Regions from separate parts of the Mus musculus genome. Here region 1 is linked to region 2. A link is a loop called in an ENCODE intact Hi-C map of the cell type or tissue named here. Cell type or tissue: gastrocnemius. All regions are shown on one strand. Links, peaks and the distances in the headings refer to the core of each region. The heading gives the core; the rest is flanking DNA. Region 1 overlaps Scaf8 (SR-related CTD-associated factor 8). Region 2 holds the start of Scaf8 (SR-related CTD-associated factor 8).

Region 1 (15,029 bases), core at 2,622-10,621, 51 kb after region 2:
GATGTGTTTGCACCCAGATTTAGTAATAACATCATTAGCACTTTTCAGAATTTATATCGTTGCCCTGGGGATGACAAGGTATGGTATTATTTTATTAAAAGAGGTATGTTACTCTCAGAGCCTTTTTATGACCTTATTATATGACCTCCTGTTGACACTCCTTAGCTACTCTGATCTTTAATATTTAATTATTGTAACACCCACACTTTTTACTCTTAGAACTTTTAGAGAGTAGAAAGATGTAATTGCTTTTGCTGCTTTTTAATTTATCAAAGCAACTTTTGTGAAAGAAATTGGCTAGTGAAGTATTTTAAAATTATATTAGACATTTAGTCATGCATACAGCCACTTTAGTATTGTGGTTATTTGAGTTGGTATTTACATATCAGTCTTTTTTTGTGCAATTTTCTAAGTGTTGAAGACCAATACTCAGATCTTAGTGTGTGTGAGTATTCTGTAATTAGAAGGTAATGGATCCAGAGCTAAGATTAAAAGGAGATGGTTCTCTTCATAGCTCCTCTGGAATTACTAGGTAGGTACTGATTTGGAAGTGATACTGTATCCTGTTTCCTGTTTTTAATAAAAGCTAGGAAAAGGTTAAGAGAGGCTAAACAGGACTGGCGATGGCTCAGCTGTTAAGAACATTTACTTTTCTATCAGAGCCCTAGGATTGTGGTTCCTGCACCTGGATTAGGCAGTCATGTTACTTACACAGTGTAACCCTAGTTCCAAGGGATTCAACACTCTCCTTCCATTTTCTCTCTTTTCTCTCTCTCTTTCTCGCTCTTATACACACACATACACTAAAAAAAGAGAGACTGGGTGAGGGGTGTTGTAAGGAAGAATCAGAAATCTAAGGCTTATAACAAGACTACCTTTATTTTTAACCACTGTCATGTCTTAAATTTTAAAAGTCAGTATTATAGAAATAAATTTATTATAGTATATTCTTCATAAATATTCTTGGATATATTTCCCGGCAGCTCTTGTGTTTTGTTCTAACTATTTTGGTATTATGGTAGGCCTAGCTAGTGGTCCTAAAGAATGTTTGAGATGTTTAGTCACCTACCTTAATGAGTTCTAATAATGGAATCCTGTGTAAAATAATTTATTAGTTGCAAATAGTAATTAGCAGCACTGATTTAGAAGTCATACTTGAATTTCTGACAGGTGCAATCTACGAATCCATCTTGATCTTGTGGGTTTCCTGACTAATACCTCTCGGGATAGTCTTTATGCATGAGGCATTTTACAGACCATATGAGGGAAGATTAGCTGACTGTAATCTCAGTGGTAAAGGAGGAGTGTGTATTCAGATATGCAGAATGTTGTTACTGGGGTTGTTACTTCAAAGGACTTATTTCCCACATTGAGAAATGTTTATGTAAGCCTAAAGAGTGCCAGTACTCCAAGTACTTGCACTGCGCAAAAGCAAGAGTTGAATCCGTGGCTTGAACCATTCATTGTATAATTTTTCGTAGGCATCATTTGAAATATAGAAATGTACACAACTGCATGTTGCTTAAAGTGAACCAAATCTTTATTTTTACATACTTAGCTATTGTTTTCTTTCTCGAGGCTTGAACAGCAGCAACAGCAGCAGCTTCTTCCTCTTTCTCTTCTTTCTCTTCCTTCTCTTCTTCCTGTTCCTCTTCCTCTTCCTCCCTCTTTTCTTAAAAAGTAACAGATGGGCTTGGAATAGTATTACTTGGCAGTTCTTGGCTATAGACCTTTTATATGACATAGCTGTGATTTAACTTGTGTGTTATTATTAAGGGATGGAGATGACTTTTATTCTTAGTTTGGGTTCAGGTGATGTAAGTCTATAGTCTGAGTAAACGACTTGTATTTCAAGAAGTGGGAGTAATTAATGTTTATTTTAAATAATAATAAAAAAACCTTTAAGGTCACACTAATATGGTGAAACATTTTAGGACACCTTTCTTTGTTGGGCATGACTTACCTAGAGACCTGAAGCTTCTGGGATCTGTGAATCCTTCCTTCAAACAAGGAGACACTTAGTGGAAATCAATCTTTCCACTCACTAACTCTTAGTATCCTGACTGTGACCTAGAGAGCTGTAGAACCAACCCAGTCTTTTCAAGTTTATATTACCTTGAGCAAAATGTTTGCAGGAATTGAGTCAATAGAATTTGAGAACTAAGATGGGATTTCTCATGAACATTGTTGGAGAACGATGAGCGTTTCAAGTGAGGTGAAGTAGTAGTTGAAGTCAGTAGTTGTAACTGTTGACAGCCTGTAACTTTGTCCCAGGTCGGTTGTACCTAAGACCTGCATATGCTAGCAGTAGGCAGTTGGTTACAATCACAGCTTAGAAAAAGGACAAGAAAAATCTGTTTCATTTTGTAAATGAAGAAATGTTGGTAAAATTTATTGACACAGTTGGCCTAAGACCAGAGAAAATGAGAAGTGTCAGACGGCATATACGCCATGAATTATATAGGAGATGCTTAAATGCTACATGACTATGTGCACCTCAAGAAAAATGGGACTTAGCCTTAAGTACCTAAGACACCCTAAACAAGGCAAGATTAAAACACAGTATGATATACTTGTAAGATTCTTTGAGAGGAGTGAATTGGATGCACAGCTGCACTCAAAGGGCTTGTCAGAAAAAGACAAATGATGGAGACCATACAGATTTTATTTATTTTTGTAAAATGATAGAACACTCAGATTATTCTGTCACAAAATAATGTAGAGCATTATTCATATGAAACATAATTGTTGCCCTGAGGGCCAGATTGAGTAATGCTAGTAGGTAGTTGACTTTACACATCAAGGAGAGAGTAGGTAGGAACAGTGACAAAAGAGTGTAGAGGAGGGCCATGCCTTGCGCTGTGCCTAGGAAGTGGATGGTTTGGGGTGTAAGGTACATTGATGGCAAGGTTCTTAGAGAGAACTTGATTTTGGTAAATTGTCCTTTTTCTTTTGGTCAGGGAAACATGCTGAACAAAGGCGCTGAGCTACATTTCTTAAGTGGAGAAATACTCTCCCTAAAATTATTAAATAGCTTATAAAATGAAATTTGTTTAAGAGTCACATTAGATGAGGAGTTTGTCCTGAAGTTGCTTGCTAGTTCAGAAGGTAAGCATTCTGTGAGTCAGGGTTAAAGTTCACCATTATGTGTGTGTACGCATTGTATTGAGATAGAGTTTGCTTCTGCCTCAGAGTTCTTCGGGCAGGGCAGAGGAGACGGCCCAAGGAGTAACGTGCTTGCTGTTCAGGCCTCCCAACCTTATTTGATCCTGGAACCCATGGAAAGGTGGGAGTTTTAGAGCAGTTCTGTAGGCACCTATGTTATCAATCCCATGTGACTTGGCATATATAGAAGGTGGAGCCTACCTGTCACCTGCTTCAGCTAAATTTAGCTTTCCTTTATCTTATATAGCTATCAGAAGTAACTACCCTATTACCTAAATTTAGGGATTACAGAATGGTTAAAAACAGTTTCAGGTTGGAATTTACCACTGAACTATTTTAGTCTCTCTTTGTAAGTACAAATAACCTAAATGAAATGAGTATGCTAAAGTTTTGAAAGCAGAAAAAGTTGGAAACAGTCTTAGAGATGTAATGTGCAATAAAAATATTTTAATCTTCTTTATATCCTATGCTCAGATAATCTGTGAAATGAATTGTGATAATATTTTGAAAGCCAAACATTTGAAATCATTTTTCTTTATTCTTCTAGAGTAAAATAGTGAGAGTATTAAACTTATGGCAGAAGAATAATGTTTTTAAGAGTGAGATTATCCAGCCTCTTCTGGATATGGCGGCAGGGATTCCTCCCCCAGTTGTCACGCCTGTTTTGGCCAGCACCACTGCAGCTATGAGCAACACTCCAGGTACGTGCCTGTTGTACAGACTTGTTGGAGACTCAAGTTACACTGCTTACCCAATGTTCACACGCTATAGGGCAGAGGAGTTTGTCCAGTGTTAAGAGACTTGAAGGCTGAGTGTGGTGGCAAGTGCCAACTGTTAGTCCTTACACTGGGCAGACAGGCAGGTGTATCTCTTTATGTTCATGAAATAAAATACTGTGGTTTTGCTCTTAATCTAAAATTTAGAAAACAATTTTTAAAAATTGCTTTTATTTCTTTTTTTCTATCACCCAAAACATTTTGGAAAATGTCTATGTCACAGTTCATTTTTGTTTTGTTTAGCACTATGATTGATTGAACTCGGGGCCCAGCATATGCTGGGCAAGGACTTTTGCACTGAGCCACATCCCCAGTTCTCAATGAGCGTTTTCTTGATTTAGGTTGTCTATAACTCCTTAAACATGTATATGTAACTTAACTTGTTTACAGGTTATTTGGGGAATGTCATTTTTTAAGAAAAACTCCAAAATCGCTTAATAAAGCCAAGATTGCTTTAATGTAATTATCTAAAAATTTTATTGCTTGGGATATTTTAAATATTTCAGCTTTTACTCTGAACCCAACATTCGTTAACTTTTTGGTATGTAGTTCTTGTTGTACACCTGTCTACAAACATCTGTGTATAAACAAGAGTTTTGAAAAAAAAATAGTTTCATCTTACAGATACAGATTTTACCAGGAAAGATTGTATTTTTGTTATTTCCCCCTGTTAAAGAATTTTCTGTAGTAAAACTTTGCTGACAGGTTTCATTGAAGTGGTAGCTTAGTTTAAGATAAGTATAGACAGATCGCATGGGGCTTGGAGTGGGGAATTGCCTTCCTGTTTGTAAAGTTACCTAACTACATAAAGGCTGTAAGTCGTTTTCAAGATGGAGGCAGTAAAGTGAAAGCATACTATCTGCTTATGTTTTATATGTTAGCTGAATAAATCTTTGTACCTTTTTAAAGTATCATTTACTTGTTTCCTTCTTTGGTCCGTGTGATGTCTTTTCTAAAAGGAACACCCGTGACACCTGTTACTCCAGCCAATGTGGTCCAAGGCTTACCTGATCCATGGGTATCTCAGATAGCAAACACAGACACACTGGCAGCTGTTGCTCAGATCCTACAAAGTCCTCAAGGTCAACAGGTAAGTCTTTATGTTGTGTCAAGAGGTTTGGAATGTGTTGTCTTCCTAATGTGTGGTTCCATAGCATACCCCCTTTATGGTGTGTTGTCCTTTTCTGTCAACATGGGAGCACTGTGCTTGAAAGCTACACTTGTATGATTTTTACTCAGTAATTCTTTATGGACATTATCTTGTAATTAATGTGTGTTCTGTTAATTTTTTCTATATCAGATCACTGAGGTAGCACATAGCATATGTCAACCATCATTAGGTGCCATTACTATCTCACTGATAAAACAAGGTGCTTCCTGTAGTCATTGTGGCAGGAACCAATAGAATTTAACGTCACTTTAGAGAAGTTACTGCTGTGGTGATGTTCACGGTGCTCTTGGGAAATGGCGATGTCAGAGGAATGAATGGTTCAGTTGTCTAATGGAGAGGCAGGACAGCCCCGTCTCCCCTCTTTCATGTTGCTTCCTCCATTCTAGTGCTGTAAAGAGTTGTGTGTCTTATTGTTGACTTTAGTGGTAAAGTCATGTTCATGTTGTTTTTTTCTACTATAATATAATATCCAATATTATAGTAATATAATAGACAATATTCTAGTAATATTATAATATATGATCTAATATTATGGTGTTTGGATAATTGCATGACTCTAACTTTTTTTCTCTTACTGCTGTTTTAAGATAGATTGTTTACTGCTCCCTTGAATGGTATTTATACCTTCTCATACTAGCTGTTAATAGTAGTAGTTCTGCTATTTTCATTTTTCTAATCTTTGTTGACAGTTATAAATTGTAAAAATTACACTGAATGGTTCTTTTAACAAGGTAATGGTTTATGAAGTGGTAATACAACATTCAATGCATGCATGTAATTTGTGATACTCAGATTGGGGTAAATGGCATATTTACTCTCTGTCATTTACTCTTTTTGTTGTTGTTGTTGTTGTTGTTGTTGTTGTTGTGAACAATCAAATCCTCTTTACTGGATGTGTTAAAATGATTGTTGTCAACTCTGTCTGTCCTCCTTTGCTCTACCAGGTGGTTCCTGGGCATTGAGTTAACCCAGGTAATCAGACTTTACCCACAGAGAGACTTCACCAGCTCTGTTAAGTGCTTTTGTTCTGTTGTGTTTTTGAAGATTTTTACTTTATTTATGTGTATATCTGGAGGCCAGAGGGCTTTGGGTCATCTGGAGCTGGTTGGGACTTGCCTGACATGAGTGCCGGGAACCCAACCTGAGACGTCTGGAGTGTGGCAAGTGCTGCCACTGAGTCATTTCTTCAGCTCCATGCTTTGTTTTGTTTCTTAAAGATGGGTGAAAAGCAGGGATAGGTATTGCTGTAGCTTGTTCTATTCAGAATAGTAAGTTACACAATCCGTTGAGTCTCAGACCATGTCCTGTTGAGCAGATTCCTCTCCTGTTTTCAGAAATGGGTTCTCAGACAGTAGATGTGATTGATAAAGAAGCTGCTGTCCTGTGGGATTAACTGAAGAAGGATGAGGGCGACTCACGAGGATTCTCTGTGCTGTTGTTACAGTGTGACTATTGCATGTGTAATGCTCATGACTTTCAAAGAGTAAGCCAGGCTTCCGGGGGCTTAAGTCCACCCACTTCATCTGCTCTCCTGCTCTAGTGCACACTGACTGAAGCAGCTTAGGAGGAAAGGGTTTCTTTCAGCTTACACTTTCAAGTGACAGTCCCTCACTGAAGGAAGCCAAGGCTTCCTGGAGCTAGCAGAGACCACAAATTTCTAGGGCCACATTCTCCTTCCTTTCTCATACATCCAAGGCCCCCTCGCCTAGGGATGGCTCCGCCCATAGTGACCTGCTAAGACAGTGTCACAGGCTAGTCTGATTGAGGGAGCTTTTATCTTGAGGTCCTCTTTCCCCAGGTGACGCTAGGTTTGTCTTCAGGTTTACATCTACAAGTTTTTCCTATGACTTTCCACTCTTTGTTAACTTTGACGTACAGCATTTTAAACAATAAATTTTCTTTTGTTCACTAAATCTTACATTAAGTCATAGTATAAAATATGCTACAGCATTAAAAGAAATTCGACGGTCTTTAAAATTTTCAACACTTTGAGGTAAAAGTTTCAACGCTTTGAGGCCAGTATTTCTTTAAAAATCCACAGGTCTCTCTCTGTGGATTCCTGTAAATTCCAAAATGCATTGTATATTTTCTTATTCCCAGAAGGAAGAGCCAGGGCAGTTACAGCGAAGTCAAGCTGAAACCAATACCCAACAGTGTAAAAAAGCTCCATATCTTACTCATGATCTGGGCTGGCTCTAGAGGATCCAGCAGTAACCTTTCTCTGGCTCTACTGCTAGCCACACACATATATGTCTCATTGGCTAAGGCCAGCTCTTCCTCATACCTCACTGTCCCTGGGGCCCTTACCACAGTCCTGGCATCTTCACTATGCTAGGATCATCACTGCCACTCAGGCTTCACCTTTGCTAGTGGCCTTCCTGGCTTCTTCAGGGAATCTGACCCTGTCACATAGTACTTCACCCCTCTTTATTTTATGTATGTGGTTGTTTTGCCTGAATGTCTGCACCATATTCTTGCCTAATATTCACAGAGGCTAGAAAAGTATGTTGGCTGCCTGGGACTAGGGTTACAGATAGTTGTTTGTGAGCTACCATGTGGGTGCTGGAAGTTGAACCCGGGGCCACAACTGAAAGAGTAGCCAATGCTCTTAATCTCTGAGCAATCTCTAGCTTCTTCTTTTTTTTTTTTTTTTTTTTTTTTTTTTGGTGGCACCTTCAATCATTTAAAACCAGTACAGTGTAGAAAGTACTTGGTAAATTATGGTGCCTGCCACCTGATGCAGTCTCAGTCCCCTGCTGTCCACAGTTACTGTGATGAGGAAATATTTCCCAGACAGTTTTCATCGTGGCTGCTTTTACAGGCCCAACCATTCAGCCTCCATTGTCCCAGCAAAGCATATTAGCTTTATGTCTTTAGGTTGTCCAGCTTCTGTAATAGCTTTCATTTCTGTGCTAAAACACAATGACTAAAAGTGACTTATGGAAGAGTTTATTTTCCTTAGATGATGTCCAGAGGGAGAAAATCCATAGTAGCAAGGAAAGCATGGCAGCAGGCATCTTGATCAGAAAAGCTGACTGATCACACTTTGTCACAGAGGAAGCCCAGAGATCACAACTTTAACTGCAAACCCAAGCCAAGAATTGAAATGAAGTGTAGCAAGGCTGTAAGTTCTCAAAGCCTGGCTCTATCCTCCAGTGATGCACTTCTTTGACCAGGCTGTGCGTTCTACCCCATGGCCCTCTTCAAGGTTCATAACCTCCCCAACAGTAGTACCATTATCAGGAAGACTACATGTTCAAACACATGCACCTACTGGGGCGTTTCTCATTCAAACCACAACACATAAAAACATTTTTCTCTGAAGGATGATAAAGTTTGTCAAAAATGTTTATCCAAGGGGGCTGGAGAGATGGCTCAGTGGTTAAGAGCACTGCCTGCTCTTCCAGACATCCTGACTTCAGTTCCCAGCTGAACATACGACTCAACAATCATCTGTAATGGGATCCGATGCCCTTTTCTGAAGTGTCTGAAGACAGCTGCAGTGTACTCAGATATATAAAATAAATAAATCTTTAAAAATTTGTTTATTCAAAAGACCGAGTACTGACCCAAAATTATGATAATATTTTTTTTTCCCTTCCAGCTTCAGCAGCTAATACAAACCTTACAGATACAGCAGCAGAAGCCTCAGCCTTCTATCCTGCAGGCCTTGGATGCTGGTCTTGTGGTTCAGTTACAGGCACTCACTGCACAGCTCACAGCTGCAGCTGCTGCAGCCAACACACTTACGCCCTTGGATCAGGGAGTCTCTTTCAACAAGGTAGTGATTAAAGCTACTGATATGTTACATGTGAACTGAAGGCTATTATATAGATTCTGCTGTGTAGATTATGTTTTATTACAGACTTGTGTGTTTGCTACTAATACCTAATCTGTCTGCCTCAGCCTCCCAAGTACTGTCTGTGTTCTATCATTTGCCTTGATAAAATAATCAGTATTGAAAGTTCAAAGAAAATTTTCTAGAAGTTAATATTATTGTATATTTTATGTATAGGCTTAACTATGGAAAAAGTGTTTTTAAAATTGAAACTGTTTTATGAATGATTTGTGTTGGTGTGTGTGTGTGTGTGTGTGTGTGTGTGTGTGTGTGAGAGAGAAAGATAGCCTCATCATAGTTGTCCCGAGTGTATCTTGGAAATGCTATGTGTGTGTATTTACATATGCACATACAAACATGTATATGCATGTTATTTCTGTTATAATTAGTTTCATAGAAAATCAATCCTGATTTCTTGGATAATGACTTGCCTATTTAATCAGTTGCTCCTAATTTATTCCTAGTAGGTAGACCACATTTTATCATGAAGTTATTGCTAGTTAACACTTGGTTATGGTCCTAGATGTTTTTTAAGCTACAGTTCCATAATCCTTCATTTTCTACTTGGTAGGTAATGACAGGTAGAGATCCCTAAGTCTGAGGCCAGCCTGGTCTACAGAGCAAGTTTCATGATAGCCACTACACAGAGAGACTCTGTCATGAAAAACAGTACTGTGCTTTAGTAGTTGTACTGCCTTGTCAAAATTGGTTCTGCTCTGGGATGATGCCGTATCCCTCAGTCCTCCAATGATTCCTTAACCTCCACAGGAGCCTTAAAACCAGAGATAGAGCTAAACCATCTAAAAACGTTTATACATACTTGTGTTAATGCTTAATAAATAAAGTAAGCACCGTGAGAAAAGAAGAACCAGTAATGCATGATTGTGAGCTCTGTTGAAAAATCACAACAGCAATGTTTTCAGACTTCATTGTGCACAAATGAATGGAGTTGCCTTGATGACTGTGTGAGGGGACTGCTGTATGTTACAGTCCTCTAAACATGTGTTCAGAATGCCTACTCTACTACAGAATAATGTACCATAGCACAGAACATTTACTTCGCATTTCAGTAGCATTTGTAAGATGCATGTTGGAAGCACTTTTTTAATTCGCCTTTCTCCCTTCCTTAGAAGTTGATGGATAGATTTGATTTTGGGGAAGATTCTGAGCATAGTGAAGAATCCAAAAAGGAAATGCCTACTCCTCAACTGTAAGAATTATGATTTTCTTTATACCCATGTTTTCTTTTTCTGTTGTTCTAAATACTGGGTGGAATGTTAGCAGACTTAAGAGTTGGAGTGAGTTTTTCATAAGTTGGGTTGTTTCAGGCTCTAAGCACCAAAATTGTGAGGGGCGGTGGGCTTGTTGTCTTAACAAGATTATTTGGACTCTTTTTTCAGATCTGTGCAATTGGTTGTGATATATCAAAGTTCCCTATAAGAAAATTAATAAGCATTAGTAACTCCAGTTGTGATATTTTCTTATATCTTTGTTGGCTTAAAATAATTTAGTTGTAAGAATATTTGTAATAGGTGGACAGATGCTTCTGTCAGAGTCCACTTCTAGAGTATTTGCCAATTTCTGAGAAGTACATTGAACTAGTTAGAATTAGGAATTCTAAGGATTGGAATTATATGGGCTTTATTTATTTCAATGAATGGAGTTTGTATTTTTATTTAAATTTGTTGCTTTCTCCCCTTAAATGGCTGTACAAAGCCCTGTGTTTGTGAGTGTGTTTATAAAGACCAATAGGAGAGTATGAGGTGGAAGTTGAGAGAGAATGAGTGGGATCTCACCCAAGCAGATGTAGCAGATCTTATATACCAGGATAATGTGTAAGAATACATAAGATAAAGTACATTCTTTTGACATAGGGACTTTCTTGGCAGAAGTTTAAAAATAGTATTGTAGATAGTAAACAGTGAAGTTGAAAGAGCCATTTGAGGTCATGTGGATGAGGGCGCTAAACAGTGTAAGACGTTGTTAATGGTCCTGAGGGGAGAGTCAGTGCTTTCCCACCTTCCGAGGAAAGAGTTTGTGGACTGTTCTAGTGTGACATGTTCTGTTGAGCTGAGTTCCTTCATTTTCTAGACATCAATTCAAACGCTGTGTATTGAAAGAAAAATCAGTAGACTCCAATTTCTTTCATGACAGCATCTGTCATATTTGAAGATAGATACCATTCTTCCCATAGGTTCATCTGCTCCAGGTGACAACAGTCTGGAGACCTCTCACCACCCTGCTTGTTCCTTTTAGGGCTCCCTCTTTATTCTCATGTCTTACCTTCTAGCACCCAGGATTACAGGGATAACCCAGAGTGCAGTTAAATTATTATTTTCTCTTATCTACACACGTTTCTGTTTACATACCTCATAACATGATGCTTTTTTAAAGGACACATACTCTATAAAGTTTATGGGCAGTGATAATTGTAGATTTTACACATCCTGATTGATAGGACATTTTCCACTGTCTCATGATTAAACGTGAGTTATTAACTTGATAATGTTTACACGTTTACCTTTTTTGAAACAAGTGTTTGCAGTTGTACATTACCATAATAAAAGTTACTAATTTATATGTATAGCATGTCCATTTATATGTGTAGCATGAGGCAGTGATGTCAGCTTCGTAACAGAGCAGCTATAATGCTTTTTTGTTGAAACGTTATTGAGTTCTTTCTCTTCTAATGGGTTGATGTTTCAGAGTATTCCACTTTGGTTATTAATATTTCAAAAAGAGAACACTGCAGTAGAGTTCCTTGTGTGAAGTGCTTTTGTGTGTGTGTGTGTGTGTGTGTGTGTGTGTGTGTGTGTGTGTGTTGTTGTTGTTGTCTGCCTGCTTGCTTGCTCTCCGTTCCCTTTTGTCATCTTAACATGCAGCTTCACCTTTTGTTTCTCACTCAGCTCTCACGTTTCAGAGTCTGTGAACAACTCCATCTTCCATCAGATAGCAGAACAGCTGCAGCAGCAGAACTTGGAGCAGTTGCGACAGCAGCTCCTGGAGCAGCAGCAGCCTCAGAAGGTCCGTGCTCCCCGCAGTTACTGGGCATTCCGGGGGACGCTTGAGTGGTGTTCCTTCTTAGTCTTTAGAGCTATTTGTTCATCTTTGTTTTGCCAGCTACTTTATGACCTTTCTAGTGTATTTCCTTTCAAAGACCTTTATAGCTGTGCCTATTATTAAAAAAAAAAAAAAGTCTGGCAGTGTAACGAAATGATGTATCAGCATGAATTTCATGATAGAAGACAGTGTATTTTGGAGTTAACATCTTAAAGCGTCATGTTTTCTCCTTTCTGCTGTACTCGTTTAGGAAGGTAATGGTAATGTTTAAGCAGATAAATATTAATGATTTTTAAAAGAAATTTATTGATAATGCCATGTGGTAGGAACTTCATTACAAATAGGAGAGGCATATTTTTACTTATAAATTTTCATGTGGAATGTACCATGACTACCATTTACTCCAGAGGAAGTTGAACTATACTGAGATAAAAGATCTAATGAAAAGTATGTAGCTAATGGTATAGAATTGCCTTTATTTTATGCATAACTAAGAGATAGGAACCCTTCTAAATTAATATGTAGTATCATCGTGTCATTTTGAGATGTTAGGAGTTCCAGAGATGCTAAGATGTGGAAGAAAAGAAAAGCTTCACTTTAGAAGTGATAAAATATGTCAAGTTACAGAGTAAGATTTAGTTTTACAAAAACCTACTTGGAACCTGTATGAGAAACACTGGTAGATAACCAACCATACTGGGCCTTAGTCACTAAAAGTGATCAGTCATGAATTTAAAACAACCTATAAACATACTTTACATGTGATTATATATTTTTAGGCAAGTGACACATATAATGATGGACAGGAAAGTAGTTCAGACCTAAGGTGTAGAACCTTTTCTCTAAAGAAGTCCAAATGTTTGCATAAACCCAGACTCTGGAACAGAGGTAACAGTTCAGGGTGCTGGCATCATGGACAGGACTTAGTACTTCCGAAGTTTAGAACAATGTGAGATACTGAGCTTGAACATGACTTTGTAAGTGCAAACAGTGTAACATGGAGGTGTCCAGAGATACTCGAGAACTCAGTTCTGATTCAGTTGATCTGTGTAAGAGGCATGGTATCGCAAAAGTGATATTCTCTTAAAACTACAGGAAGGTAAACATTGGCATGTTTGTGTGAGTCAGTCATAGAGGATAGTAACTACAAAGTTCATAGAGACAAGGGTGATGCTCTCTGTCCAGTAACAGCTGTACATAGGACAGGCTGAGCTTCTGTATGTAGCTCAGAAGCATTAGCAGAAGCAGCAAGCCAAGGCTGCACTCCCAATATGAAAGAGACTGGTCATTTGAGAGCAGCAAGTCTGAAACCAGCAAGTCTCACCAACCAGAGAACCAATTACTCATGTTTAGTTTCATAACTTTGACACATACAATAAAAAGATCCTTTTAAAAGAAAGAGAACTTAAGTTTCCATTGTCCAAAGCTTGTTTAATGATAAAAAATGCTGTCTTAGTTAGGGTTTCTATTGCTGTGAAGAGATACCATGACCACAGAAACTCTTATAAAGAAGACATTTAATTAGGGCTGGCCTACAGTCTTCGGTTGAGTTCATTATTACCATGTCAGGGCATGACAGTGTGCAGGCAGACATGATGCTGGAGAAGGAACTGAAAAGTTCTACATCTTGATCCACAGGCCGCAGAAAATTGTTTGCCACACTGGGCATGGCTTGACTATATAAGACCTCAAAGCCCACCCCAACAGTGACACACTCCTCCAACAAGACCACACCTAATAATGGAATTCTCTCTTGTCAAACATTCAAACACATTAGTCTATGGGGGCTATTCCTGTTCAAACTACCACACAGGAGGACGTTGTGTGATTCGGGGTGGAATGGGTGCTGTCTCCATGCTTGAGAACATTTGCCACTGCTTGCAGAGAACTGGAGGTAGTTTCCCAGCATTCATGCTGGGTGGTTTACAACCTCCAGCTTCAGGAGATCAGATGCCCAGGACACACATATACATAAATACAAATAAAAATTAGAGGAAGGGGTGGTTTTGAGAAAGGTTCTCATTATATATATATAGCTTTGGCTGTCTTGGAACACATCATGTTGACACGGCCTCGTACTCACAGAGAACCACCTGCCTTTGTCTAACAAGTGTTGGGATTAAAAACATCCACCACTGTGCCTGGCTCTAAAATCTTAACAACAATGAGAAAGACAGAATAAGATTTGCAGAAAAATCAAGTGCTTTTGTTAACATTAGATCCATGTATCTATCTATCCCTCACTAAGATGCTACCATCCTGCTCTGTGCAGGTCAGCCACAGCAACAGCGTACCTTGGGTTAAGGCCCTAGAATAAGAAAGGACATGCCTGAAAGGTTTAAGAACATTTGAAAAACTGGAATGTCTTTCTAATTAAGAAGAAAATGGCCAGAATTATAGAGGAATAGAAGCTTTATCATAATGATATGGTTTCTGTTGTGTTAGAGTTTTGTGGTTTTGCTGATTAGTAGGATAGTCAAAATATGTTACTCAAGATGAAATGCTAATAGTAAAATTTTAAGAGAATCTTTAAAATATTCACCTTAGTAATGATGAAGCACTGTCAGTGGGATGTCTGAATTTACTTTGTTTCAGAATATGATGGAACTGGCAATGGTGGCACATGCCTTTAATCTCAGCACTCAGGAGGCAGAGGCAGGCAAATCTCTTAATTGGAGAATAGCTTGGTTTCCTCAGCTAGTTCCTGGACAGTCAGGGCTACATAGAAGGATCATGTCTCAAAAACAAACAATAGCCAAAAAGAAAAGAAAAGAAAAGAACGAACGGAGGTGACACTCTGCTATATTGTAGATGACTTATTGTTTGTGGAGTCAAGTAAATTTTAGGATATTGATTATATGGAGTTATAAGAGTGCTGATTTACATAAATGCTGTCAGTGTATCACATGGCATTCAGTGACACCCTTGATAGACTTTGCTGTCATTTCTACAGATAAAACAGAAGCAAAGGATACCTGAAGGCAATAGAATAAAGGTACATAGGAGTGTTAGGTGCCAG
Region 2 (15,029 bases), core at 4,165-12,164:
GCCACACAAAATCACAGCATGGTGGCAGGGAGGATGGGTGACTTGGGGTAGGCACAAAGTCCCACCCTAGCGAAGGAACTACTGGCAATGGACAGCTACTGGGGGAAGGGAAGAAGAGCCTGTTGTCTTTAAGAGTGTGACCTCTGGTAGACAGACTACTAGGTTTCAGGGCAGGCTCCATACCCACGAGAAATTGGACCGTACAAATCTGACTCCATGGATTCAAAACAGAGTATTGGGAAGTTGGGAAGAATCTGGAAGCAGGTTGGGTAAGGATGGTGAATAGGATCAAAATGAAGTCTATGAAATTCTCAAAGGATTAATGAAATTATTAAAAATTATTATTAGAGATAGTAAGACAATATAAAACTCTGAAACTGTTAGAGAAGAGTTCAAGATGTAGATTTAGATAAGTACTTAGATGTGTATGAGGCCAGCCTGGCCTATAGAGTGAGTTCCAGGCCAGCCAAGGCTATACAGAGGAACCCTGTCTCAGAGAGAGAGAGAGAGAGAGAGAGAGAGAGAGAGAGAGAGAGAGAGAGAGAGAATATGAAGAATCAACGAAATGAGAAAAAAACCAACCAAATAACCAACCAAAAGAACAAGATAGATAATCCTTATCCAAACTAACTAAAAGGCCGAGAGAGAATATCTAAATCATCAAAGTCAGAAATGACAGGGAGGACATAACAGACACTGGGAAAATCCAAAGAATCATCAGGGCTTCCTTCAAAAATCTGTACGATACAAAATTAGAAAATCTAAAAGAAAATGACAGATACCACTTATCAAAATTAAATCAAGATCAAATAAACAATTTACATAGACCTATAGCCCTAAGGAAGTAGAAGTAGTTATTCCTGCCTCTAAACTACACCTTCTCCTTCTCAGAGGTGAAGGGGAAGAAGGGAGTAAGAAGAGGAGCCACGTGAAAGGGATTGGGAGCTGGTAGAGTGGTGCTGTGATTGGGATGTAAAATGAATAAAGAAAGGAGTTACTTAAAAAAAAACAACAACCTCCAAACCCAACCAAATCAAACAAATCTAAACCCAAACCCAAACAGTCCAGTCCAGCAGATGGTTTTAGAGCACAATTAATTCTACCAGACTTTCAAAGAAGCGATAACCCTAATACTCTTCAAATTGTTCCATATAGTGAAACAGAAAGAACATTGCCATATTTATGCTGATACCCAAAGCATACAAATATTCAACAAAATAAAGGGAATTATGGAGCAATTTTCCTGATGAATATAAATGCAAAAATATTCAAAATACTTGTAAACTGAATCTAAGCACACAGCAAGAAGATAATCCACTATGGCCAATTAGGCTTCATCCCAGAGATGCAGGGATAGTTCAACAAACAAAAGTCAGCCAATGGGATACACCACATAAACAAAATGAAAGATAAAAAACACACGATGATCTAACTAGATGATGAAAAAGACTTTGACGACATTCAACACTGCTTCATAATAACTCTGGGAGAGAGTAGTAACACAACAGACATACCTAAACATAATAAAGTCAGTTTACGACAAGTCAAGAGCCACCATCAAATTAAATTGTGGGAAACTCAAAGTAATTCTACTGAAATCAGGAACGAGACATGGCTGTCCACCCTGTCCATATCTACTCAATATAGCACTTGAAGTTCCAGCTAGAGCAATGGGACAACTGAAAGATCACAGGGCTATGACTTGGAAGAGAAGGTATGATATGGTAACATAAGTGTCACCACAATTCCACCAGGGAACTCTTTTTTTTTTTTTTTAAAGATTTATTTATTTATTATATGTAAGTACACTGTAGCTATCTTCAGACACTCCAGAAGAGGGAGTCAGATCTTGTTACAGATGGTTGTGAGCCACCATGTGGTTGCTGGGATTTGAACTCTGGACCTTCGGAAGAGCAGTCGGGTGCTCTTACCCACTGAGCCATCTCACCAGCCCCACCAGGGAACTCTTAAGCTCATTAAACACCTTCAATGAAGTGGCTGGATATGAGGGTAACTAAAAATATCAGTAGCCCTCCTTTATACAAATGACAAACATACTGAGAAAGAAATCAGGGAAACAACACCCTTCATAATAACTACAAACATTATTTACTTTGGGGTTACTCTAACCAAGCAAATGAAGAGGCTTGTATGGCAAAAACTTCAAGTCTTTTAAGAAAGAAATTGATGAAGGCAGAAGATGAAAAGATTTGCCATCCTCATGGATCAGTAAAACATAGTAAAAATGGCCGCCCCACCAAAAGCAATGCACTGACTCAACACAATGTCCATCAACATTCCTACACAATTCTTTATAGGTCTTAAAAGGACAAGACTCGACTTTATATGGAAAACCAAAAATCCCAGGACAGCTAAAACAATCTTGTGCAATATAAGAATTTCTAGATATCACCATCCCTGATATCAAGCAGAGGTGATAATATTATTAACAGAGCTATGAGAATAAAAACCAGATGGTATTGGAATAAAAACAGACACTATAATCTATGCAATTGAAAACCCAGAATAAATCCACACATCTGTGAACACTCAATTTTTTTGAAGTCAGAACATAATGGAAGAAATGAAGCCTCTTCCACGAATGGTGCTGGTCTAATTGGATGCCTGTGTGTAGAAGAAAGCAAATAAACCCACATTTATCACCCTGCTTAAAACTCATGTCCAAGGGGCTGGAGAGATGGCTCAGTGATTAAGAGCACTGACTGCTCTTCCAGACGTCCTGAGCTCAATTTCTAGCAACTAAATGGAGGGTCACAACCATCTGTAATGGGATCTGATGCCTTCTTCTGGTGTGTCTGAAGAAAGCAACAATGTACTCATATACGTAAACAAAACAAAACAATCTTCATGACCAATTGGATCAAAGACATCTAGATTAAACCAGACACTTTGAACCTGACAGAACTGAAACTAGAGAAGAGCCTTGAGGGTATCAGCATAGGAGATGACTAGACAACTGAAAGCACAGGCACATTCCTTTCACCAACCCCACATATGACAGAGAGCTAATATACAAAGTATATAAATAACTCAAGAAACTAAACAGCAACAAACCAAATAATTCAATGTAAATGGAGTACAGAGCTAAACAGAGAATTCTCAATAGAGGAATCTCCAGTGGCCAAGAAACACTTAAACCAAAGTTCACCATCATTAGCAACCAGAGAAATGCAAATCAAAACTACTTTGAGATTCTATTTTACACCTGTTAGAATGGCTAAGATCAATAACACATGATAGCTCATGTTGGTGAAGATGTGGAGCAAGGGAAGCACTCCACTATTATTGGTGGGAGTACAAACTTGTTGAACCAATATGGAGATCAATGTGATAGTTCCTCATAGAATTGGGAGTGCTTCTACTTCAAGACCCAGCTATATCACTCCTGGGTTTATACCCAGAGGTCACTCCATTCTACCCAACCCACTTACTCAAATATGTTCATTGTAGCTTTATTCATAACAACTAGAAACTGGAAACAACCTAGATGTTTCTTAACCAAAGAACTTAAATAAAGAAAATGAAGCATATTTATACATCGTGTGTTACTCAGATTAAAAAAAATGACATCCTTGGCCCAGAAAGATAAACATGATATATCATCACTTATAAGTGGATATTAGCTGTCAAAGAAGACCACACTACAATCTATAGACCGAGAGAGACTAAGTATTAACAAGGAGGGCTCTAAACAAGACACACAGATCTTTCTGGGAAGGGGAGATAGATTTTTCAAGTGTCCTGTCAGTGGGTGGGTGGGGATGGGAAGGAATCAGATCAAGAAGGGAGGGGCAGAGGGGAAAGAGTCCTGGGAGAAGATTGACTGGAATAAGGGGGCATTTAGGAGGCTGTGTGGAAATCTATTGCAGCAGAAACTCTCTGGAATCTAAGAGTATTACAATAGTGAGGACTCCTAGTAATAGAGGATACAGAGCCTGAACTGGCCATCTTTGGTAACCTGGGAGGGCTCCCAGTTGTGGGACCAACACCAACCCAACCACAAAACCTCCAACCCACACGTGTCCTACCAGCAAGATGTGCTGAGGCAATGGTGGCTCAGAGATTGTGGGAATGGTCAAACAATCATTGGTCTAATTTGAGGGCCAAGCCATGAGAAGGAGCCCATGACTGACACTGCCTGGATGGTCAGAAATGGAAGCTGAATGGCTCAGAGACCTAGGAAAAGACTATGAGGATTGCTGTCTATATGCAGGTGAGGGCAGGTACAAGATAAGGTGAAAGCCTGTGATTGGGCAGTGGAAAAGGAAGGTGGGCTGAGAATTTTAGAGATGAGTACAGAGAGTAGAGGGAGAGAAGGAGGAAAGGAGAGGAAGAGACAAGATGGAACCTATAGGAGAGGAAGAGGAGCCAGAACCACAGTTTTGGGAGCCGTAAGTATTGGGGATTTCTTAAATAGATGATTAAATTATAAGTAGGGTGTGCTTGCCCTATCTAGGAGTGTAGCCTGTGTTTATATCAATTGAGTTTTGAGTTCATTGTGCAGGTATTTTGTGGGTTGAGAATTTGCTAATACAAATCTGACTGAGATGGGCAACCATGGAAACCCCTGAGGAGATAGAAGTAGAGAGTCATTGCATGGGGTTAACCATGAAGGCAGCAAGGTTGCGGGGAGAGTGAGTAGCTGGTGATAGGGCCGGATGGTGCCTTTTTTTTTTTTTTTAAATTTATTTTTATTAGGTACTTTCTTCATTTATATTTCCAATGCTATCCCAAAAGTCCCCTACACGCTCCCCCACCCACTCCCCCACCCTCCCACTCCCACTTCTTGGCCCTGGCGTTCCCCTGTACTGGGCATATAAAGTTTGCATGACCAATGGGCCTCTCTTTCCACTGATGACCGACTAGGCCATCTTCTGCTACATATGGAGCTAGAGACATGAGCTCTGGAGGTACTGGTTAGTTCATATTGTTGTTCCACCTATGGGGTTGCAGACCCCTTTAGCTCCTTGGGTACTTTCTCTAGCTTCTCCACTGGGGGCCCTGTGATCCATCCAATAGCTGACTGACTATGAGCATCCACTTCTGTGTTTGCTAGGCCCCAGCCTAGTCTCACAAGAGACAGCTATATCTGGGTCCTTTCAGCAAAATCTTGCTGGTATATGCAATGGTGTCAGCGTTTGGAGGCTGATTATGGGATGGATCCCTGGATATGGCAGTCTCTAGATGGTCCATCCTTTCGTTTCAGCTCCAAACTTTGTCTCTGTAACTCCTTCCATGGGTGTTTTATTCCCAATTCTAAGAAGGGGCAAAGTGTCCACACTTTGGTCTTCGTTCTTCTTGAGTTTCATGTGTTTTGCAAATTGTATCTTGTATCTTGGGTATTCTAAGCACTGGGCTAATATCCACTTATCAGTGAGTACATATTGTGCGAGTTCTTTTGTGATTGGGTTACCTCACTCAGGATGATGCCCTCCAGGTAGATGGTACCTTTTCAAAAGATTTCCTGCAACGAGACAAACACGACTGACGAATCCCTCCTCCCCGAAAAAAAAAAAAAAGTTTAATAAAATGATTCCCAAACTCATATGTTACCGCCTAGCCCAATTGACATCAGAGAGGCTTCCTCTGGCAGTTAATGTGAATGGATGCAGAGACCCACAACCAAAGGCAGAGCTTGGGGAACCCTAGGGAATAGGGGAAGAAGGATTGTAGGAGCCTGGGGTGAAGGACACCTGGGAAACATGGACCACAGAATCATCTAAGTAGGCCTCATAGGAGCTCACAGAGACTGAAGCAACAATCACAGCCTGCAGGGTCTGTACTAGGTTCTCTGCATACATGCTGTGGTTGTTTGTGGGATTTGAGGGAAAGGGAAACTAGAGAGAAACTGGGCTGAGCGTAGGGAGGGAATGCTGCAGTTGTGAACGTGTTGTATGAGAGAAGAATAAAAAATATAAAAATGAATAATTGTGTGATTTTGAACTGGGGGATATTAAAAATAATAAAAAAAGATTATGAACTCTAAAGGGTAGGGGGGACGGAGGATTTCCAAGTGGAGAGGGATGGATGGGCTGGTATGATATAGGAACAATGCTCATTATGACATTAACAAACTAAAATGGTAGAAGCAGCAGGAGACAAATTGTAGTTTTCAGAAGAAGTGTGGAGGAGGTGGGCTTTGCTTAGCTTACAGTAACAGTGAATGTTGTAAAACTAACCTGGCCTTTGAGCTCCTTGAATGAAATTCTGTGGGAAAGGTAGTGTCTCCAAGGGTTCTCCTGAAAGAGAGACATCTTTCATTTGCCACTGTATGAGTCCATGATCTATGCATATTTGGGCATTCATATGATTAAAATCACATACCACTCCACATGCACACTCCTGTACACATGGGCTTGTATGCATACAGACCCCTTTCTAGTTAGAAGACATATATGGTAAGAATAAAATAAATGGTATGATAAATTACCAGTGCCATGGCACTATAAAACTATATATTCTATACTTTAATTCTATTGGTAATAGGATAGGTTTACTTATGCCAGAACCATCTCTAACATGAGATACGCTGTGCACTGCTATGCTAAAATGTCTCTGACATCATATGATGGGACTTTTCAGTTTTATCATCTCTTATGGACAGAGAGCAGACAAATGCTCTCTGTTGTCAAGGGACAGTGTGGAAGACTGCCATGTGCAGAGAGGTAGCAGAGCCTTCACACCAATGCAAGATGGAAGGATGTATTTAAAGGGCAATGGAAAAGTATCACAGGGGGTTAAGCAAGGGATGTGTCTAAAATATATCATTTTGGCTACTGTCCAGAAAAATGCAAGCTACTCGGAGACAGCAGGATCGTCAGGGTTAGGCCTGTGAGTACTGGAAGAGGTGGAGATGATCTGCTTTAGAGATAGCAGGTGAAAAAAATGGAAGAGTCCCATTGTAATTTTTACCTTCGAAACGGCCAGCACCAGGAGCAAAGCTGTGAATGAAGCCGACTTAAAAGACTATTTCATAAGCCTCTTGACTTAGCTCTTAGGAAATACTAATCTAAAGCAGCCCATCCCCCCACCCCTTCCTTTTGCATGAATTTGGGAAGAGCGAAGGCAATTAGCAGTACCTGTGGGAACGTTCAGTGGGAACAATCGTTCCCCCGCCGGGTTTAACTTCAAGCAAGCACGAAGCATTTTCACCCGTACCACGTCTGGATCCTAAAACCCGCAATTATCCCTCTGCTCCGATAACCTGGGGCCAAATTCCTTCGGAATAACCCACCTCCTAAAAAACCAAAAACAACAACAAACAAACAACAACAACAAAACCAGGTTGCATATCCGCGTCCAAACGGGGGCGTTCCGGGTTCCTTCCCGCCTCCGGGGTGCCCAGGCCCGGCTCGCGCAGCTCGCATTTCCCGCACGGCGGCTGCACGCGACCCGAGCCACCTCGTGTGTGCAGCGTCTGTCCCCCGCCGCCAGGACGCCGGGGCACAATGGTGGCGATGAGTAATGTAAGTCAATACCCGCTAAAGTTCTCAAAGGCACTTCAATCCCTCCTCCACCGCAGGTGCCATCCCACCCGGAAGCGGCAACGAAGACACCGTAGTTTCCTCCATTCGGTCTCTTCCCCTGAACTTTGTTTTTGCTTGTTTCTAGAGCGGCGCTCATCCGCGGGATCGGCCACCCGAAGCCCCTCCGTCCAGCCGCAGCGCTCGCTCCCGCGGCCCGGGATGAGGACAGCCAAGGGCCTCGGGTCCCCCGCTCCCGCCGCAGCGACTCCAGACGCTCTGGCCCACGCCATCTCTATGGTCTGGCGCGGCCGCGGACCTCGCGCGGCCTGGTCGCCAGGGGGCGCGCTGGCTGGCGCCGCCGACTCCGAGTGCGCGGCTCGACCGCGTCCGCCATATTGGATGCCGCAGCCGCCGCGGTCAGCGCTTCCTCCTGTGTCTTCGCTGCGCGCTGCAGGTTCCCGCGGCCTAGGCGGCAGGGAGGTGACACAGGAGCCCGTGGGAGGAAGAGGAAGGAGGAGAAGGGGGTGGAGAGTGGAGGGGGCCGAAGCTTGAGTGTGGAGGCCGCTTCCGAGCGAGGCGGAGAAGCAGAGAAGGCGCCGCGCCAGCCCCTCCCCCGCCGCCGACCCGCCCCGGCGGCCTCCGTCCTGCTCACTGCGCCCGCCCCGCGGCCATGCTGGGGCCTCGCCGGCGCTGAGGAGCGTCGCCTGCTCGCAGTGCTCCGCGGCCTCCTGGGCCCGTCGCCCGCCTTTCCGCACGCATCGCACCCGGCCGCCGCCTCTTCCTCCGTCGGGCCCCGGGCCTCTGCGCAGACAACATGGAGGCCGTGAAGACCTTCAACAGCGAGGTTCGTACCGCAACCCGGCCTCCCCGCCAGGCTCGGCCCGGCCCGGCCCGGGGCTCGCGAGCCGAGCAAGGGCGCGGGCCGCAAGCAGCCTCCCCCGGGTGGGGCGACGGCGGCCGGGCGGCCGTGGGGGAGGGGAACGGCCCGCGCCCCTCCCGGGGCCGGGCAGGGCTGAGGGAAGGCAGGGGGAGGGCCGGTCCCCAAGGCGGCCGCGCCACGCTCCCGGGTGGGTTCCACCGAGGACTATCACCTCCCACCCCCCACCTCGCGCACGGCCCGTGGCCTGGCAGGGTCTGAACTGTTTGCAGGACATCACTCTGCAGGCCCTCCCCGGTGGTGACTGAGGAAGCTGACACACGGATGCGAGGCCCTGGAGAGGACCCACGGTGTGGTGATCCATGGTCACGTTACACGTAGTGTTTATTATTGAGGTTCTGTTGACTAGGTGACTTGGCAGCCAGGGACTTCGCTAATTGGATGGTTGGTAGCAGGCAAATTTATTCTGCGATCTCCCCCCCCTCCTTTTTTTTTTTTCTTTTTTAATTTCTGCTTGCCCTTCTGATCATCAGTTAGGGAGGAAAAGACACAAGTGCTCGGGAGAGTGTGTGCACTCAGAGGGGGTTAGAAGCTTGGAGAATCATTTGCCAGGGCCTCATTCACATGTCAGGCCAAGCAGATTTTTAATTTTCTTTTTTTAATGCAGGTGTCCAATTTTTACTCTTTGCTGGGTTTACTGATCTGATTGGAAGGCAGGCTTCGACAAAATAAATTCGATTTCTTCTTAAGGAATAATAGCAATTCGGACATTAAATGTAGCAAATTCCGGCTCAGCTCAGCATTATCTACTTGTACCTTTTAGAAACATAATTAAATGTATGCTAATTAGCATAGTTTTCAGAACTTTTGATTTGGGGATGTTAATGCTCAGTAATATGACATTTAATGTCTTAAGTACATGAGTTTTTAAAATAGCATCTGTGGCTGCCCAAATGGGACAGTGCTCTTAAATGCCTTTCTGCAATTTCATCGTAATTTTTGTTTGTTTGTTTATTTATGGTAGGTAGCCTTGGGAAAGGCTGCAAAAAGGGTTGTTGAAAGTTAGATCAAGTTCTTGAATATGCGTCTTACTTTAAGTAGTGGTGACCTTCCTGATACTGAGAGCAATACATTTGGAAATCTTGTGAATTTATAACTGATAATATGGGCAGTTATCCTCTTATGAAACTTAATTCTCTCTCCCAATGATATATATTTAGAATATGGAATAAAAGGAATTTAGTGATACTGTAAATAACTTTTTTTTTGGTTTTTTGACACAGGGTTTCTCTGTGTAGCCCTGGCTATCTTCGAACTCACTTTGTAGACCAGGCTGGTCTCGAACTCAGAAATCCGCCTGCCTCTGCCTCCCGAGTGCTGGGATTAAAGGCGTGCGCCACCACTGCCTGGTTCCTGTAAATAAGTTTTTAGTATGTTGTTAACTATATAAGAAAACAGCCAAGTTGCTTTTTAATTTGCTGCATACAGCACTAATAATGAAGTTCTTTAGTTACAAAAAAAAGGTCCCTTCTTATGTGGGCTTGGTGGTGAATGCCTTTGATGATGCTAGTACTCTGAGAGGCAGAGGAAGATGGGTCTCTCGGAGTTCACGGCCATATGTACATGTATATGAGTGTACATATAGAGTTCCAGGACAGCTAGGACTGTAATTTCTCTCTTAAAATAGCAACAACAGCAAAACCTCACTTATTTCCAAATTACCGAATTTAACCCTCTTCCACTGTTGTACTGGCTAGTTTTGTGTCACCTTGACATAGGCTGGAGTGACACAGAGAAAGGAGATTCAGTTGGGAAAGTGCCTCCATGAGATCCAGCTGTAAGGCATTTTCTCAATTAGTGATCAAGGGTTTCAGGCCCCTTGTGGGTGGTGCCATCTCTGGCTGGTAGTCTTGGGTTCTATAAGAGAGCAGGCTGAGCAAGCCAGGGGAAGCAAGCCAGTAAAGAACATCCCTCCATGGCCTCTGCATCAGCTCCTGCTTCCTGACCTGCTTGAGTTCCAGTCCTGACTTCCTTGGTGATGAACAGCAGTGTGGAAGTGTAAGCTGAATAAACCCTTTCCTCCCCAACTTGCTTCTTGGTCATGATGTTTGTGCAGGAATAGAAACCCTGACTAAAGCCAGGCGGTGGTGGCACACGCCTTTAGTCCTAGCACTCCGGACAGAGGCAGGCAGATTTCTGAGTTCAAGGCCAGCCTGGTCTACAACGTGAGTTCCAGGACAGCCAGGGCTATACAGAGAAACCTTGTCTTGAAAAGACCAAAAAGAAAAAAAAGAAACCCTGACTAAGATAACTGTGCTTAGTTTTCTTCTTTGTTTAGGAGATTCCTAATGTGTCTGTCCTCCTTTCCCTAAGAGGCTTTATCAGAGCTCCCACCATGATAGGTATAAACAAGTATTAGTGCTCTGAGAGCACACTAGAGCAGTGTGGAGAAGGAGCTGTGAGTGTGGGCTGTATTGGAAGGAGAAGGGCTGGTGGGCACACGGCTGGTGGGCTGTGCTGCCTCCTGGAGCTCTTGGCTGTGTTGCACTGTTTCTCTCTCTTCCTTTTTTCCCCTAAGGATTTCAGACTACTTAAGTGTTTTCCTTTCTATCTTGATAATGTTGTTATCAGTTTGAAGTGGGGTTAGCCTAAAAGTAGAGGATAGACTCAAGGTCAAGGAGACGTACCCTCAGACTGGAAGTTGGAAGTAGGCAAGGGTCCACTTCAGAGATAAATGTCCCTCTCAGTCCTCTTTATTTGGGAGAAGTCCTCACTTAGATTGCCTAGGCTGGTAACACGGGAGCTAACTCTGTAGTCCAGACAGGAGTTGTATTTGTTATGTGATACTCCTGCCTCAGCCTCTCTGGTAGCAGGATTATATAGGCTTGCACCAGGCTTGGTCCCTGTATACTTTTGTTTAAGAACAAAATGCATAGCCTTGTTAATTTAGAAGAGAAAGCCTGATTGACCGTTCTGCATACATGGCTGCTGTGGTGCATGCTTTGTTACTGCAGTTGAGCACTTGGAGCAGCTCATTCATTGCTTTCTATTAAGTCATGTTTGCAAAGTACAAAAAAGAAGGAGTCTGAATTACAGGCTTGGGAGGAAATCATGTTTTCAAGTGCTCATAGTGAATTTGGCTTTTAAGGCATCAACATTTAGCTCATGGTAATAATGACTATTATTAGTATTGTTGAGACAGGGTCTTACTGATGTCTCAGCATCCTGAGTGCTGGGATTACAGGTGTGTGGCACTACACTCCTGGCTAGCTCAAAAAAGTATCATTACTGTTTGGTAGCAAGATATTTTTAAACCTTCAAATGCTTAAAATATGAAAGTTGGATGTCTTGATACACACTTTGTAATTCCAGCACCTAAGAGGTTGAGACAGTAGGATTGCTCTGAATTTGAGGATGGTCTGGGCTACATACTTTTTTACACCAGATTAAGCCATATTGTACAATTGTGTCTGAAACAAAAAGCAAGACAAATAGATGTTTAAAATAAGAAGGGTTAGCAAAGGCTTGCTACGTCTCAGGCTTTATAATTATATTCCATATAATTATATAATTCTGTTTTACTTTCTATTCATCAAAAAAACATTTTCTTGGAAATAGCATGCTAGTGATTGTGAAACTAAGAATACAGCTTGATTTATTTATTTAAAATTAATCTGCAAAATGTGAATGAATTTCAGTCTGAGTTATCGCCTATCATCTTCCTCCTAATTTTTCAAAGGATTTCTCTGTCCTTCACCACTACATTAAAGATCATTATATCAGGAGATCCTTTGTTCAAGAATTTTGGAGTAAATTCCTCCTCATTACCCTTAGTTGAATGAGAGTTAATCCCATGGCCATTATTGCCAATTCTGATACAATGAGAGAAAGTTTGTCCTTACCTTGGAAGACTCATGAGAATCAGTGTGTGAGGGAGCAGCTAAATTAGATGGAATTAGTCATTATGAGGAACTCTACTTGCTACTGTTCCAACTAGTCAGTTCTTACAGAGACTTGGGAGTCCTTACCTAGTGAGAAGGACAGCTTAACTGGACGGACAACTGCATCGGGCTTGCCCTGAATGTTCTTGGGAGCATCTTCATGTGAATGGCTGTCTGCACTGTATTGAAGGCTACTAACTGAATGGAGGCTGTTCTTATAGGGGCCTCTTCTCTCATGCTTTGTTTTAGAAAAGGAAGGGAATGTCTTTATATGATAAATACCTTCTTTAGAAAATTTCAGTGCAATTGGGGAAGAAAATTTGAAACTCACTGTTTAAGGTGAAAAGTTTAAGAGTGGGTTAGCAGTGGTTATGTCTGGGCAGAGTTAGAGGAGGGTCATTTTTAGTTAAGTATTAGAGTCATTTAACTTAAAATTTTTTAGAAAGCCCTAGTATATATTTTTCACACATCAAAAAGTTAATAGCATCTCTTTAACATAATAAAATATTTGTTGGCGATGAATTTCTGTAGCCTGTTTTTATAGCTGTTTACGGTAGTGTAGACGACTTGGCCCATGAAATACTTCATTTTTCTTGTTCTGAGTGGACTGAGTAGGAGGTAGGATGGGGTCTCTGGGTTTAAGATGCTAGAAGATTCACTGCACTTTAATTCTTAGATTTACCTCAGTTTCTAAATTCTGACAATTCTTTTATCATCTTTCTAAAAGTTGACCAGTCTTTCTGAGATATAGTATTGGTAGTCTACCAATAGTCGACCTTTGAGGTAGAATATTGGCTACCTCAGTTGGAACTGTATGTAGAGGAGGCTAGTCTAGAATTTGGAACAGTCTTCTTGCTTCTACCTTCCCAGTGTTTGAAGTGAGATCACAGGTGCGTGCAGCATGTTTGACCCTGGTTATTCTTAGTAGGGTATCGTGGTGGTCTTCTGTCCTTGGCATTCTTTGGTTAGTTGGATAACTTACTCTGAGCCACAGTAAGATACACACTTGCCAGACTCACTCTACTACCCAGGACATTTCTTAGTCTACATTTCACTTCCAGTTTTGTGTTCCGAGGGGGCGGTTTGTAAATAACTACAGAACTTTTTATAACCTTACCATCAGTATCTAGTAGTAACCCTGGGTTGGTTGAGACATGAAACAGGTAGAGTAACACAAAAAATTTATGGCTCAAGAAAAACACTTATAGGAAGCATTTGTAGAACATTTCTCTTTGATTTCCACCTTTCAGAGCTGTGTTACCCTTTTCTCTGTTGTCTGTTTTGTAGGGGAAGTTTGGTTAATATGATCAGGTTGTAGTTTTCTTTCCATGTTGTTGAAAATTATTTAAAGATGGAATATACCTAGTGCTTTAAATTAAGGATGAGTTCATTTCGAATAACATAATTCTTCTTCCACGCCAGTGGTGTAGACTGTGCTTCCTGACTTGGGGCTGCTCATACTGGAGCTGCATGACTCTTTGCTGTGTGGAGCACTTGGAGTAGGTCCTTAGCAGCATCTCTGCTTTTACATACTAGATGCTGTGTAGCCTTCTCCCTTGGTGCCATCCAACTCTGTCTTTAGCTTTATCAGTTTCCCTTATGGGAGGAGTAACAATCTTGTTGAGAATTACGGATTTAGATTTCATTAAGTTGTCGTACAGCACTTTGTACTTTCCGTGTAATGATGACTCTACTTCCAAGTACTTAGTCTTTACCCAGGTTACAAGCTCAGCGAGAACAGTGACGGCGGCACTGCTTCAGATTCTCAGTGCACAGTGGGGCGTTAGAGTTCACTGTAGAGCCACGTGCCTGTCTGTCTCAAGTAAATGAGCAAAGGAGGATTGGCTTGGTAGCTGGTGATGGTAGCTAACATTTCTGGACATTTGCCTTCAAAATACAGAAGTCATTTTCTTTACTTGAATATTCTGTGAGTGGGAAGAGGCTTTGACTTAATACAGTTATGTTTATGAGGACCTGGTATGCCTATGTGTTGCTTTAAATGCAATTTTTAGGGCATTGTAGAAATATCAATTAGGTGAAAATTTTAAGTCAGAACTCTTAATCTGTTTTAACTTTCACTTAAGTATGGAGGGGGAGGGAGGAGTTCTCCACTGAGGGTTTCAAAGTTGGGGCAGATCAGAGTTTCGTGTTGGGTAGTAATTGTGTTTAAGGTGTTTAGGATTACTGCTTTAAAATAATTAACAAGTTCTTGTCTTACAATAACATTTAGACTACATGAGTGACTCAGATTGAGTAGATTTTGATACTGCATGATTTGAGTGTATATAATCTCAACAATTCAGGATCACAAAAAATGGCCATTTGAAATTCATGTGTCCTAGACTAGCATTAAGTTTGTTAGAGTAATTCTGTTGATATTTAAGGGACTTGTATACTTTACTCTTCCTGAACAGTCATATCTTATGATCATTTGCAGTAGGTAATTTAGAATTAATGATAACTTTATTACTTTCATATGTGATTTCAGATATCTCTTTCTAGGGCCAGATTTGCTGTTAATGGACAGTTCCTAACTCATAGTAGTTATGACAAAAATGTGATCAACCATGACCTTTGAACACTGGCTGAGCTCAGACTCTAGTGAGCTCATTTTGTCTGTTTTTGTTTTCTCAACATCTTTCTCTACTCCTCTCTCTCAGGATTGTGCCTCTACTCCTGCTTGTACAGACTGCTTTCCAGCAGCATGGACACAAGAAGCATAGT

The links. Peaks named below come from ENCODE experiments on the same cell type or tissue, not always from the same donor. Only the 100,000 strongest peaks of a DNase experiment are listed, where the experiment ranks them.
Region 1: a loop joins it to region 2, with 1.9 times the contacts of the local background. A loop is called at or near these places in 6 of 42 quality-filtered maps.

The regions. Positions count from the first base shown.
Region 1 is chr17:3,159,247-3,174,275 of GRCm38, forward strand. It overlaps Scaf8 (SR-related CTD-associated factor 8), which reads left to right. Exons shown (of 20, transcript NM_134123.3): 4 at 1-78; 5 at 3,713-3,866; 6 at 4,901-5,031; 7 at 8,717-8,893; 8 at 10,081-10,160; 9 at 11,857-11,974. Among named protein-coding and RNA genes, the nearest start is that of A230045G11Rik, 51 kb to the left of the region's middle. In gastrocnemius, for the core only: no CTCF peak of the experiment used is centred there; no DNase peak of the experiment used is centred there; H3K27ac peaks cover 1,287 bases.
Region 2 is chr17:3,107,088-3,122,116 of GRCm38, forward strand. It overlaps Scaf8 (SR-related CTD-associated factor 8), which reads left to right and starts at 7,885. Exons shown (of 20, transcript NM_134123.3): 1 at 7,885-8,331. The coding sequence starts at 8,302. It overlaps A230045G11Rik (a long non-coding RNA gene), which reads right to left and starts at 8,197. Exons shown (of 6, transcript XR_003952289.1): 1 at 7,500-8,197; 2 at 7,101-7,258; 3 at 6,201-6,260; 4 at 5,435-5,485. In gastrocnemius, for the core only: a CTCF peak has its summit at 7,833 (motif pointing right); DNase peaks (open chromatin) are centred at 6,889, 7,465, 7,793, 8,088 and 1 more place; H3K4me3 peaks cover 3,649 bases; H3K27ac peaks cover 2,942 bases.